Linked DNA regions of Mus musculus: region 2 is linked to region 1. A link is a contact called in ENCODE Hi-C or POLR2A ChIA-PET data. All regions are on one chromosome and are shown on one strand. Each heading gives the region's core, a stretch centred on a gene start or an enhancer-like site at or near the end of the contact. The rest is flanking DNA. Distances are from core to core; before and after follow the strand shown.

The links. A loop is a pair of places that touch in the nucleus more often than their neighbours do. ChIA-PET counts read pairs that join two places held with the same protein, here RNA polymerase II (POLR2A).
Region 2: a map of left cerebral cortex shows a loop between it and region 1 (3-fold over the local background). The contact joins the enhancer-like site here to the promoter of Slit3 in region 1. A Hi-C loop is called at or near these places in 1 of 37 maps with a recorded cell type or tissue (left cerebral cortex). POLR2A ChIA-PET finds 5 or more read pairs at or near these places in 1 of 5 experiments (embryonic stem cell).

Annotation. Positions count from the first base shown.
Region 1 is chr11:35,115,646-35,122,771 of GRCm38, forward strand. Slit3 (slit guidance ligand 3) reads left to right here and starts at 5,811. Exons shown (of 36, transcript NM_011412.3): 1 at 5,811-6,066. The coding sequence starts at 5,870.
Region 2 is chr11:35,337,389-35,344,485 of GRCm38, forward strand. The region is part of intron 4 of Slit3 (slit guidance ligand 3); the gene reads left to right. Among named protein-coding and RNA genes, the nearest start is that of Gm46277, 53 kb to the left of the region's middle. Within about 2 kb of position 3,528, at least 1 of the 3 ENCODE cell types and tissues checked has a DNase peak (open chromatin) inside an H3K27ac peak, as active enhancers do.

The DNA.
Region 1 (7,126 bases), core at 4,561-7,060:
TCCATCCCCCTCATAGCCCTGCCTTTGCTTTTCCCTCAGTGGAGGAGCCTTCTCTACACCTCCTTCCCAACTACACCTTGTCTCCTTAGCCCCTTCATTCCAGCCTGAAGTGGTTTCCTCTCAGAATTTGCATAGCTGACCCATACCAGCTGTCATTTTATTATATTCCACATTTTTGATTTTTGTATACTTTAGTTTTTTTTTCTCACCTGGAGTTTGGACAGCCTTGTTCATCCATGTCTTGTGGAAAAAAAAATATGAGTTCTTAAAAAAACTTGCTTCACTGGTAAACTAAAATGACTGCTACTCAGACTGGGCAAATGGACAAATTCTTTTTATTTTTTATTTCATTTTTTTTGTTATACTGCCTTATACTGTGCAGAAAACAGGGTCACTGGCTTCTGCATCTCACACGTCCCAGCTCTATAACCACAGATGACTGGATTGCTCTCTCCAGGTCTAGTTGGAAAAATCCTGAGCGAGGGTTATGATTAGATCGTGTCAGTCCCCAAAACTATGGAGGCGAGAAGAAGAAAATTCCAAATCTCCGCCACACTACTGAGTGGAGGGCCACCCAATGCTTCTCTGCTACGGATGAGCCTTGGATTTTAAAACACTTCAGACAGTCCTCTTTCTTCTTTTCTGGATACTTTATTTTAATATCACATAACTATTCATATATTTGTCTAGTCAGAGTAGATCCTGATTTTGGATTGATTCAATAGATTAACTGTAAGCTTTTATTTCTCTTTCTCTGGAGAGAAAGGAAAACATCAATAATAACAACGGTAATATCCTTCCAAGTTCAACTTTTTCTCAGTTCTGATCTCTAGGAAAGAACTACAATCTACATGAACGAGTTATTCTCTCCTTTAGTAAGATTTAACATGGACCAGAGTCTCAGTGAGGGTTGGAACTTCCTCTTCTCCCTGAGTCCTCATTCCCTGATTCCCTAAAGGCCTGTAGGTGGCTCAGTGAGGGGCTGTCACTTTAGGGTCCCTCTTGGTGAATGGGTAACCCAGCATGAAGGAGCACAGCAGCAGCCCCAAGTCAGCGGATGCACTGAGGGAAAGGGGAGGCAGGATTCAGGCATCAGCCACAGATGGGAAGCTCCCAAGGATTAGTAATGATCGAAAGCCATTTCTAACACCTACCTCCTATAGGAGATAGAGGATGAGAGCAGTTGCCAAGGAGATAGAGAGATGAAGAAGAAGGATGCTGGACACAAACTTCCCCCATTAGAAGGAGAAGGCAGGAACAAGGCCAGACTCAGGCTCTTGTGGAAGAAGGCCTAAACCCTTTTAGCAAGCTCTGCATGTGGCCAAACCCAAGGAAGTGCAGGTGATAGGGTCTGCTTCCTAGGGATATAACTACCTCTGACAGAGGGCAGAGGATGGATCTAGGGAATCCATCAGACCATCACAAGTGATTAGTCTCAGTGAATAGAAGTAAATACACCCGAATAAAAGGCCAGGGGGATGGATATGTTCTGCAAGAAAGGATGGAGCCTCCCACTTTCCCCTGAAAGACTGAGCAATGTTGGGTCCCAATAAGTAAACCTGTCACAGGATGCCAAATAAGCCTGCTAATTGGGAAGACTGTTGACACAATCACTCATTCAGCAGTCTTCAAAGGTTTCCTTACACCTGTAGGCACTGAGCATTTGCAAGTTAATTCCGCATATCTCTTCATATGCATGGCACTTAAAAAAGATGTTGGGAGCAATGGATGAGGCAGGGTCACTGTCCTGGAGAATCTAAGAGTGTGGACCATCAATGGTTCCTGGAGGAACTGATAGACAAGCTGAATCTGGGCCAGAGATAGAAGACAGAAGATCAGAAAAGGATGTTCTTGGGGGAAGTGCTGAGTGGGCCTGAGGGGTGGGGGTGGGGGAGAGAGAAAGAGATAGAGAGACAGAGACAGAGACACAGAGAGAGACAGAGAGGGACAGAAACAGAGGCACAGAGACATAGAGACAGAGAGGGAGAGAAGGACAGAGACAGAGAGGGGGAGAGAGAAACACACAGAGAGTGAGAGAGGGAGGGAGGGAGGGAGGCAGGGAGGGAGGGAGGGAGACTGAGACAAAGACAGCAGCTAGCATGCATGAAAGAGCTGACATATTTGCTGGGAGAGCAGATCGCATTTCAGACCTGCATCTTAGAAACACTCTTGGATCTTCAGGACCAAAGATGGCTTGGCAAAGCCAAAACAATTAAACAGTGAAGTAAAACAACAAAGTAATATATGTGGGAGCCAAAGAGATCAACAGTTATACCTGAACCTAGAGTCCATGTTCCTGTTGGAGGACTACAGACTAGGCGGGGCCAGCTGCAAGAGGACCAGACAGGAGTGGGAACTGAGTAGCTGTCCAGAGGAGACACTTGTAGGCCTACTGCCTTCTCACATCCCTGACACCTTCCGGCTAACAACCTCACTGTGTCGCCTTTGACAGAAGAGCTCCTTCCTCCCTGCCAACCAAGTGGAGTTTATACAGAAATGGTACCCATTGCTTCTTGTCTTTTCTGGTGAGAAGAGTGATTACATAACCAGTCCAAACCAGTCCACAATTGGAGCCTTACTGGGAATTTGGAAACATGTTTATGACCTCTTACCTTGGAGCTAGTCCTTGAAACCCTTTTCTCTTTTCTTCTTAGATTTCTTTTGTGCTACCCAAGGCTTTAATCGAGCATAGTGTTTTCATGATCCCCACAAGCTACTGTTATTATATATTGCTTGCAACCAGAAAAAAATGTCATCTGACTGTGGTGGTCCAGTAGAGAGACAGAAGAGGCGAAGGAGAGGCCTAAAGTGGGTTTTCTTCAGGGGATAGGTGGATGTTTGGTTTTAAAGACTGGAAAAGAAAAGGGAATTTTTTTTTAAAAAGTTGGCTAAGGAGGCGTTTGCAGAACACCGAAAATCGTTCCACAGAATGAAAAGTTATCTTTGGCATATGGGCATAGAAAATTCTACCCAACAGCTTGACCCCTAATGACTTACCCAGACTTCAGCAGCGAGGCTGGCGAATTCTTTCGCGAGGAGACTGACACATTGTGAAGATGCCTCAGAGGTAGGCAGAGGCTGAAATGCAACCATGGGCCCTGCTCCACAACCTCTCACTAATTAGCTGGGTAACTTTGCACGGAAGCCTACCTCTCTGATTCTCTTTTCTCCTTAGGAAGAGACAAGAGGTGCGTTTTGTATTTGAGATTCTGAGCTTACATTCCAGGAAAGCTTTTTGTGAGCACCAGAAGGAGTTAACTGGAAAACTAAAGTCAGCAAACCTGCAGCGAATCTCCAAGAAGGGGCAGAGTAAAGAACACCCTAGTCGTTGCTGGGGAAACCCTGTCCCCTAAGAAGACACATGTTAGACCCAGCCATTGCCAGAAGACAGTGGATGTAAAACACCCAGATTAGGTGATTTCTAAGGGTGTCTCTGCCCAAGAAATGCAGGTCTCTGTGCACCCTGCTCGTCTGTGTACGCATGTCTATTTCACTTGCCCAGTACTTAAAGATGACTGATTCTGAAGAACTCCCATGATCTGTGGTCTGTTTTAGGGGCCTTCTCTGAGGAAGTAGCATATTTCAATGCCCGAGAAGTCATTTAAAGATCCAGTAGGCTCTCAAACTCCCATGCAGCTTAAATAGAAACACAGAGGCTTACCACTGTGCTCAGAGAACCCACCCAGGTCCAGGCTGCAGGGCTGCAGAGCATGCTTTTAGTATGCATGCATTTCAGCAAACAAAGACAACCCCGCTCTTTGCTGTTCCAGACAGTCTGAGATGCTTTTGTGCCCTTGGGACCTTGCCCGGTCCTCTCTCATCTGCCTCAGCCCTGGTACTAAATTGGTTCAAGGTTTGTAGGAAAGCTTTGGAGGACTGAGGCAAAGGCATGTTTGGAGTTCTTTAATGCTGAAGTCACCATCGGAAGCAGAGCCTAGCTCTTTTCTGGCCACCAGAGGGCGATGGCGGCAGCAGCTGGGCAGAAACAGTTCCCAAGAATAACAGCAGAGAACTGAATCTCACGTGTGTGCTGGGGTTGGGGTATAAGTGTGTGGGGGTGGGGGGGGGGAGCTGGGGGGCAATTGAGTCCTTAGAGCTAAGTCTCTGAAAATATGCTAGCTATAATAAAATAAAATTTGCACCTCAGCTATATATTTACAGTGTGTAGTCAAGTAGCTAAAAGTTTCCTTTAAGGAAAATAGAAGAATCTGAGTAGCATTCATATGAGGGAAAAGAGAGTTCTCAGGCGCATAGTGGTTAGTGGTATGTGAACATACATGTTCTTCTCTGTATGTGACTGCATATTTTTTGTGTGTGAAAGTGCATGTGTTTTATAGTTAAGAGTATAGGGGTGTGGGGGGGTGTAGTGTGTGTGTGTGTGTGTGTGTGTGTGTGTGTGTGTGTGTGTGTAAAACCAAGGCTATTTCAGACCTTTCCAGTACAAGAGGATCTCAAGGAAGTCTGGGCAATATTTCCTCCAGTTCCTGCCCCTTCCCTTCAAACAAACAAACAACATCATTCCTACAAGTATGTATGGAGCCTGTAACATGGCCCTTCCCCACCGGCATCTGGAAAAGCTCAGACCAGCCAATTTAGAGCAGGCACTGGCAGAATGAAGGCAAGGCTGGGGAGGAGGGGGATGGGGAATAGGTCCCTTGCATGCTACTGCACTATTTTATAAAATCACGTTCTTTTCTTTGATGTGCAAGGGAAGTCTGTCAGAACGGTGGCACCTTGAAATAAGGAAATAAAGGTCCGCAGGTGACATGATTGCCCCTTAGTCCCCTAGACAGGAAGCAGATGAAGTGATGGTGTCAATACCGGGGTCCAAGTTCTTACATTTACTACAGAGAGAGAGAGAGACAGAGAGATAGACAGACAGACTGACTGACTGACTGACTGACTGACTGTGACTGTGTGTCTGTGTAGTGTTCTCTAATCTGTAAGTCCTCTAGGAAATAGTTGTTGGCCTTAGCTGTGAACACTAATTAGGGTAGGGGCAAAGTTTCCACGGATAAATGTGTCAGGGTACAGAATGCCTAGTAGCTGTATGGTCTCGGATAATCATTTCACTTAGTCCAACTTTGACTCTTTCACCTAAAACATGAAGCCTAGTTTCTGATGCTCCCATGTGGGTATTCTGTATCCAGCTCGGTGACTGAATTAAAAAAAAAAAATGAAGCCACGAGGTTTATCAGTTCTTGGCTCCCAAGAATAAATGAATTTCAATGTTTCTTTCCTGGCGGCCCGGGCTGGCCAAGTCCCTTTCCTTCCCAGTTGGGTCTCTCTAGCTCCCCTGCTGCCTCCTCCCTACAGGCTCTTGGTTGCTCCAGCAAAGTTCCCAACTTAGTCGACGTGACGCTCAGCGCAGCCAATGGGAGGCGGAGCTGGTGTTTTGGGAGGGGGGCGGGAGGGGCCGGGCCCCGCGTCTCCGGTGTCTACCCTGCTCAGTGAATGGAGAAAGCGAGCGCCGGCTAGCTCTCCGGACCACTCCGTGCCCCAGCCGCCTCTGTGCTCCGCAGCCCAGCCCTGAGCCGGACTTCCCGGGGCACGGTGCTCCCTGGCGCTCAGTCCAGGACCCAGACAGAGCCCTCACCTCTACCGGCGACCCAGAGGGACCCGAGGGCGCTCGGTACCTGGGCACCGTGAGTGATGCGCAGCGGGGCAGCGCCAGCCCCACGGATGGAGCTGCTGCCGCCGCCGCCCGGCGCGCCCCGCTCCGCCCGCACCCCGTGCGCCTGAGCGCCGCGCCCGCCCCTCCTCCGCGCTAACTCCGCCGCCCGCCCCCCAGGCCGCCCGCGCGCCTCCTCGGGCTCCTCGTGTCCCGCCTCGCCAGGCATCCTCCTCTGGGTGCGGGCGCTTGTGCACCATGGCCCTCGGCCGGACCGGGGCCGGCGCCGCTGTGCGCGCCCGCCTGGCGCTGGGCTTGGCGCTTGCGAGCATCCTGAGCGGACCCCCTGCTGCCGCCTGCCCCACCAAGTGTACCTGCTCCGCCGCTAGCGTGGACTGCCACGGGCTGGGCCTGCGCGCCGTTCCTCGGGGCATCCCCCGCAACGCAGAGCGCCTGTGAGTACCCACCCCGCCCGCCCGCTCAGGCCACCCACCCGGCTGGCTCCTACAGAGTCGCCCTCAGGGCGCAGGTCCTTCTTTCCTCTCCGGTGCATGGGGGACGATCCCTACTCCCCTACCCCTGCTGTCAGACACGCTCAATAAGTTGGGGGTGGCGTGGCTTTGGGCAGGTGTGGAGAGAAGTGTACGAGTTGCCCCCGCGATGGGACCGCGTAGTGCCTCCCTGGTTGAGGGCACCGGGGGCTTATCCGCTGACAGATCGGGAGAATAAAGCTAGCAGAAGGCTAGCGCGGAGGAGTGGGGGGGTGTCAGAGAGCGTGGTGGTCTCAAGGTTTGGGGTTGGGTATGAGGGGTCCATTACCCCTTGCTTCTTAAAGAGGGAGAGGCGAGGTAGCAAGCTAGACGGAGATGGGGAGTTTCGATCGCAGAGACCTGAGAGCCTCCTTCCCGGACCCCCTCGCCCCCCCCCCAAAAAAAAAACCTGCGACCCTCCTGGAGATCAGAATGGGCCAGCTGCTGTGTGGCTGTCCTTGCTAGGAAAGTTGAGTGTGTACGAAAGAGGTCTTAACTTCTGAAAAACCGGACGGATTCTGAGTGGGTGCTCTCAACACCCTCCCTGCCTGGAGTGCAGCATTGGGGATGCCAAGTTGCAGCCCGGGTGAATTTTTTATGGCCGGGTTATAAATGCCTCCCCAAACGGGCCGGAGAATGGAAATGCTGACAGCCCTTTAAATGAGACCTAGCGCTATAATCTTACAAACCGCACTCAGCCTCGGATCCTGGGGTTGGCAGCTAGCGGAGAGGCTCTTGGAGAGTGGGGTGGATTGACCCTCGTTTTAACCCCAATTGTGCAACCAAATATTTACTTTTCTTATGTCAGCGTTTTGGAAAGATTTATCATTTTGATCCTCACGACCAAATTCAAAATTTGGCCTCCGGGGGTGGGCTCCTTTTAGTCCACAGTTGGGGGCGGGGTGAGGGAGTATGGAGCCCTGGTGGTGGAGGGAGCTGGAGCCTCTGAGTGGGTGAAGGCTTGCCCTAGTCACAATTCCAGCCA
Region 2 (7,097 bases), core at 2,278-4,777, 220 kb after region 1:
CTCTTCCTCTTCACTACTTCTGCTTCTTTTCTGATACCAAACCTCTTGTAACTCTCAGGTGGGGTCATGTAGCCTGATAGCTCTGTACTGTCTTCTTTACCAACAACAACATAACAGCACAGAAGACACGCTTGTTCATGGGCATCCAGCAGAAGTCAGCCACCTTCCAGGCTCCAGAGCCTCAGACACACACTCCTTCGAGGATCACCCTGCACAGGGCTGAGTTCCTGGACATCCTGCCTGGTGGCTCTCTCTCTGCAGGACCAGTGCTCAACTTGGCACATCGTCATTGCTCCAGCCTAGACCAGATGGGGATTGACGGCATCTGCAAGGTTGTTCCTCACCCCGCTGGCTCTGCGCCATGGGGACTGGGAACCTCCTAGCACAGCTATCTGGGGCCCTTCGTGGGCTATTCCTTATCCACACTGCCCACCACCAGTCACTCTCATTGTCACACGAAAGCATCTCATTTGACTATTAACAGATTGTTGTCTGTAAGGTTTTTTTTTTTCTTATAGAAATATATACCTGGGTTGTTGGGTTATTTTGTTTTGTTGAAAATGGCAGGATAGAAATGTTATTCTTAACATTTCTTCTTTCTCTCTCCCCTTCTTCTTCCTTTTCTCGTCTCTCTTCTTGAAGCCTAGCAGGAGTTCCCTTAAAGCAGGATTTATTGTACTTTTACAACCGAAAAGGGAATACTGCTTACCAGCGTGACTAGTGGAAAATTTCCAAGCTGTACCGTTCAGTGGTTTCTATTACCTAATAGAGAGATAAATAAGCCACGGTTCTTCTTAAGGACTGGCTTTTAATTAGATTTTTAATGGATACTCTTTGACTTGCCCAAGCATAAGTACTGCTGCATTAGTTCATTATTGTGATTAAAAGCAGCCAATAATGATCATAGCTAAATAATTTTCCTCAAGTGTTCTTGCTCGGTATGATGCCCCGAGTGCTGGCAGCAACTGGCCTGAGCGTGCTCTCTTTCGTTGGTTGCACTTCAGAGCTGCTGGTGAGAGTCCAAGGCTGGGAAGCCCGCAGGTGCAGAAGTGCAGACCCTCAGCGCCAGGACTGTGTGATTGTACGGTGCTAATTACAACACAGCCCACTTCCTTTTCTCTGAAGTTTGAGGTTCCTAGAAAACTTAGACCTATTGGAATATATCCGGAAGCGTACTTATGTCACTGGTTGGGAAAAGCTCAAATACCTGGATGCCTGTCGGTGAGCCTGCAGCCGGCTGGCAGGAAGGCTACAGTGTCACGGTTCGCTGGACTGAAGTAGAACCTGTGACCTTCTTTCTGCCTCCTGAGATGTTTTTAGAGGATTTAGAGGTGGATCAATTTCCCAGAGGCCCATTGCCCTTATGAGGTGATAATCTGCTTTTTCATTCTCATGTTCATGTGTGCGTGTTTGTGATCTGTGTATGGCTGCACACAGGAGCAGAAAGCAGAGGTCAGTTGAAGGTGTCAGTTCTCACCTTGATTTGTTGAGACAGAGTCTCTCACTGGTCTGGGACTTGCTGACTAGACTGGGACTAACCAGCCACAAGAATCCTCCTGTCTATGCCTCTCCAGTACTGGGATTATAAGTTATGCACAGCCACACCTGGCTTTTTAACAAGCACAGAAGGGATGGAACTCTGGTCCTCACGCTTGCACATCAAGCACTTTGTGGCTGCCTCCCCGGCTGCTGGTCGGCTCTGTTCTTTATCCTAGCTGCCTAGCTATCCTCTGTCTGTCTGGATACACTGTGTTTCGTCGACCTTCACATGCACATTTGCTGAAAGGATAAAGAAGAGGATGGACATCTTTATGAAGATATGCCACAAAGAAAGGATGCAACATGCATAATTACTATTCATGTTGACTCTGCTTATTTATTCTGTCTTTTTTTAGGCATGGATTTTAATCTGTTATTCTCTTCACAAATGGCACGTTGTTGTCATAGCGATATATCACGGGTGCTTTCCCACGCCATTAAATCATCTTCTACAAAATGCCTTTTGAGATCTGCCAAGGATGCCATTACATAAATGTAACCATAATTTATTAATTTCTGTCTTTTGTTGAACATTTGGATGACGTTAAAGCTTATATTATTATTGGCAACTTATCAATTCATTAAAAAAACAAACCATAATTATTTCCTTGGGTGAACACTTGAGATACTTGTCAGAGGCTGTAGAGATTATCAGTGGTAGGCCCTGGCACATTGTCTTCTAAAGAGGCTGAACATGTGAGCAGTTTAGACTATATAAGGAGTGGTTACTTCTACATGTGTTTTTAAGCATACCGAACTATTATTTTTAAGTGGTTTTTTTTTTCTTTGTAGGTTTCAAGAATGGTGGTTGTTAGCTGTTTTAATTTTGAATTTCTTATTTTGGAAACTGCCTCTTTTTGTACTTCACCCACCTTGGGATGCTAACTTTGGGATCATGTATCTTTTGAAGGATTCAGTTCTACTTCACTAAAAAGCAAATCTTCCCCTGGCTGCCTATATCATCACTTCATGCTAAAGGGAAGCAAAGATCAACTCTGGGTTCAGGATTGAAGAATCAACCTTGAAGACTCTCCAGATGCGTGCAGCCAACTCTAGACAAAGCCACGCAGTAAATGTCATGGCGAACCTGGGTTTTATTCACTGTTCTGTAGTTAGACCAGGTTTGTAGCTTTGTGAGCTTTAGCTAGGCTGCTTTTCCTCTGTGAGCCTCTGTTTCCCCACCTGGCCAATGGAGAAAGACACTTATCCCACACAAAGGCAGCAGACATCGAAAGCTGCTGAGCTTACCACTAAGAGGCTCCAGAAGTTAACAGGGACCATTCTCTGCTCAAACATGTTACTTTCTAGTTGCCTTTCCTTTGATGTAACTACTGAATGTATGTGTGTGTGTGTGTGTGTGTGTGTGTGTGTGTGTGTGTGTGGTGTGTTCTCTTTATGTGTCTCTCGTATCTGTCTCATGTCTCTGCTTCCCCGTGTCTATGTATTTCATTTCTGTTTGTGACCCTCTCTGTCTCCAGCAATCTCTCTCTGACTCCTGTCCTTTGTCTCTATTGCTTTTGTCGTTGTATCTCTCTGTGTGTCTCCTGTCTCTGTCACAGTCTCTCTCTCTGTTTCTCTGTCTCTCTGTCTCTCTCTGTCTCTCTCTGTGTGTCTCTTCTATGCCTGTGTCTCTCTATCTCTCTTGTCTGTGTGTCTCTCTACCTTTCTGTGTATGTCTGTCTCTCTGTCTTTGCCTCTGTCTCTCTGTCTCTATGTTTCTCTCTGTGTGTCTCTGTCTCTCTCTCTCTTCATAGGAGTCTTCCCTTTGTGTCTCTCTATGTCTCTGTCTCTCTGTCTCTGTCTTTCTGTGTGTTCTATGTATCTCTGTCTCTCTCTTTCTCTCCGCCCTCCCCCTCCCCCGTCCCCCGGAAGTGACAAAGGGAAAGAGATACATGTCGTTTTAGAAAGAGATCTGTGAGCTCCTGTGAAGCTCTTGGGCGGTTGACACTTTTCACCTTCACACTGGCTCAGAGCCATGGAAAGAGAACTGTTCCGTTCCCAGGAACCAAGGATGTCCTGGCCAAGCCAGCTTGTCCTCTACACTCCCTAGCAGTAAGCAGGGTGTGCCTGATGTGGCTGAGTGCAAGGTCATGGAAAAGGTCAAATCTAAAAGAGGATGATGGTTTTGGTGACTTGTTGACTCAAAAGTATTCTCAAGAGTCACTGGCTTAGAGCCTCTGGGAACACCAGGATATAACAGACAGGCTACTCAAGAGGGGCAAAAGGGGGAAATAGGCCATAAGAATGCCTGGAACTTTGGGCCCTGCTCAGTGTGATGGTATCCATTGGGTAGGGGATGCTGCTTCTGTCATTTTGATCCTAACACCTTGGGTAGAACATATTTGGGGCAGGTGTGGAAGAGTCTTATGAGCATTTTCAATTCTGTGGAATTAATTCTCTGAGCATTGTGGGTGGTGTCCGCAGGCTGAAAGCTGACTGAATCTTTCTGTCGGTATTATTATATAGGGCCGCTTAAGAAGTGAACCTCTCTCCTCTGAATTCTGTTTCTTTAAGGGCCATATTAATATTTCTCACACCTCTCTAAAAGCAAAAGTGTGAAAGATAAAGTGAAGTAGTAACCATGGGTGATAAAAATTCATAGTGTCCAGCCAAGCAAACAGCTTACTAAGTGCTGGAGAAGAGCCCGAAAAGCTCTCAGTTTCCCTTCTGTTAAAACAAGGAGGGAGGAGAGCTGCCCTGCCGTAAAGCTATGGTAGTATGGAAATCTATGCACAATGTCCAACCTATCACAGGAATATCCCTAGAACCCGGCTGCCGTGCCTAGACTGGATTTGATACTGAAAGAAGTTCCATCTCCCGGGACAATAGATTAGAGAGAGGACATGGGTCGAGCTGATGTAGCAGCAGGCAGGCACGAGGAACAGGAACACTAAGCTCTGGCCAACTGTTGAATCAATATCTATGAAACCCCGCAAGATGTCGGTCAACTTTGCCTCTGTCTCTTTCCAACTCTGTGACCAGAGTCAGAGTGCTTACCCACCCCACCCTCCTCCGGCCCCCCTGCCTCTGTTGTATCTGTTATAAAGAGAAAAATCCAAATGCTGACTCTTTGCAAGTAGCAGATGAGATCACATATCAGAAAATATTCACATGCTATAAGGCCCGCCACATACTGGGCATTCACCAATGGGACCATGATTGCTGTGATTGGATTAAAGTGCAGAAAGTGAGTTTCCATTCCAGCCATCCAGAGAGTCAAGATACAGTTTCCCAGAGCCAAGAACTGGCAAAAAGTTCTTTCCCCTAATCTCCCTCCCACTTCAATAAGTGTCCTTCCAGGGAGTCAAAGAAGGTGTGTCCCAAGAGCTGAGTACGACCTGTAACAATGTAAGAAGATGTATCTTCTTAGGAAAAGACAGTAACAGAATGCCATTTTTGACACCAAGCCCAATGGAAGGTGTGCATTAGCAATGGGCTGGTTTTGTAGTTTAAGCTTTTCCTTTACAAAAGTAATTTACTCTGCTAAGTACATCTCCTTAACCAATATGCTATCCCAGTATAGATTAGAGAATGGCTTTTTCATATCATCCAATAAATTAAAAGCAGTCTTCTCTGTGAATAAATCCAGAATTCATGCTGTCAGGATTTATGTTTGGAGGAAATAGAGGAAATGTATCCTTAAGGAAATATTTGCAGTCATTGTTAACACCTTCTTCTCCTTCTGCTGGCTGCTTCTAGTACCTTAATATAAACGTGCGAGCTGTTAGCGTGAGATGCACATTCCAGAGCTTCGGGGCCACCTGCCTGTGTGGCTGACTTGTTATTTAAATTCCCTTTGCATTTCACAGATTTAAATACTGCCAGGGCCCTGATTTATGGTGTTCACATTGCACATATAAAACTTTCACTACGATCTCCCTGCATCCCATGCACACAGAGGAGGAAGTTAAAAACAGTCTTAGGTGGAATGGATCCTGGAGCAAAGAGTCCCTAATAGGGTATAAAGACAGAGTAAAGTATCCAAGAAACTTTTGGAATGTCGCAGTGTTCGAGAGCCTGGATTCTGAGAAAATTGTCCCTATCCTTTCCATTCCAGAAGGGAATCAGGACAGGAGAGGGATTAAAGACTAAAGATGGCGGGTGAGGGAGAGATTACAAAAAGATGCTGTCTGCTCCGTGTAGGAATTCACATTCCCTCCTTTCTGGAATGGATCTAAAGCAAGGCAGAAGAGGAATTCTGTAAAGGATGGTCAGACTCATATGACCCTGGAGGATGCAGAGGTAATTACTTAAGGACCTGCTCTGGTGTGGCCAGTTAGAGTCTGGTGTGTACAGCTTGTAGTAGCCCCTGTCTGGCATTTAGCATGACCACACTCTTGCCTGTGGGTATTTTCAGTCATTGAAGCATGAATTTGTGCAGGTTTTATACTTGAGTTTGGGAAAGGACAAGAAATATACCAAAACGGAGCAATAAGTGTACTGTAAAACACAATTCTAGTTAGGAAAGGTTTCCTCCTGAGCAAGTTTACACACACACACACACACACACACACACACACACAGGCCTTTGTGTCAAACTAACTGCATGGAATTCTTCTAGCATGACATGGATTCAGACTGTGCTCAAGGCAGGGCGTCTTGTGCCTGGGTGTCTTTCTGTCCAGAGAGCATGGCGGGGCAGGGAATCATTCATTCATCATGGTGCTTGTCTTTCTCCCACTGTGAGGGATATTTCTTCAGGGGTATATTGTGAACTTAGATTAATGGCAATCTATCTAGCATTTTCCCAGTTAAGGCTGGGAACATCCCACTGATGTTATTTCACAGTCTTCCTGGCCAAACACAGATGGATCCTGTGTATAAGGTTTGTGGACAGCAGCAGAGCCATCTTGTGTGGGGACTGGGTTGAACTCTGTAAGAGGGTCAGACAGAGACAGAATGGAAGACCTAACTGATACTGCAAAAAGGGCGTCTCCACTGAGCCCCAGTGGGTGCAGCTGACAGGCTGTGACTACAACCACAGCTATTATATGGTGGACCATGGAGTTGAGGCTGTGGGTGGATGAGCCTCTGTAAGGTCAGTGGCATGTATTGTTCTGACTAAAGGAAAATTATGCAGGATGAATACAGATCCAAAATTTGAGAACACCCGTGTCCCAGCTCAAGTTCCAGGTTGACCCTGAGCATCTTCTAGAACATGGGATAAATCCATCCAGCGCTTTCCATTCGTGGAACAGTGAACCAAACTGCCGGGGGAGGTTCCGTTGCCATCATTGTAAAGTAGCGTTCTCAGCCCTTAGTGAGCCAGCAAGGAACCTTTATGGGAAAATAAAAGTGACTTACATCTACTGAGTATTATTCCTTGAACTAGGCTAGGAGATGGACTCATCGAACCCCACAGCGGCCCCACGAGGCACATGAGAAAACCAGGCCAATGAGAGGTGCGAGTTGCTTGGAAAGTGACTTGAGTCCTGGTGTCTCTGACTCCCAGCAGTTGGGTGCCACTGTAGTTCCCACTTAGTATAAGCCGGGAAGGATATTGGTGTGTTTTCCCTCAGAGATGCTCGGATAGTCATTCATCTCTCTAATCTGGCTCA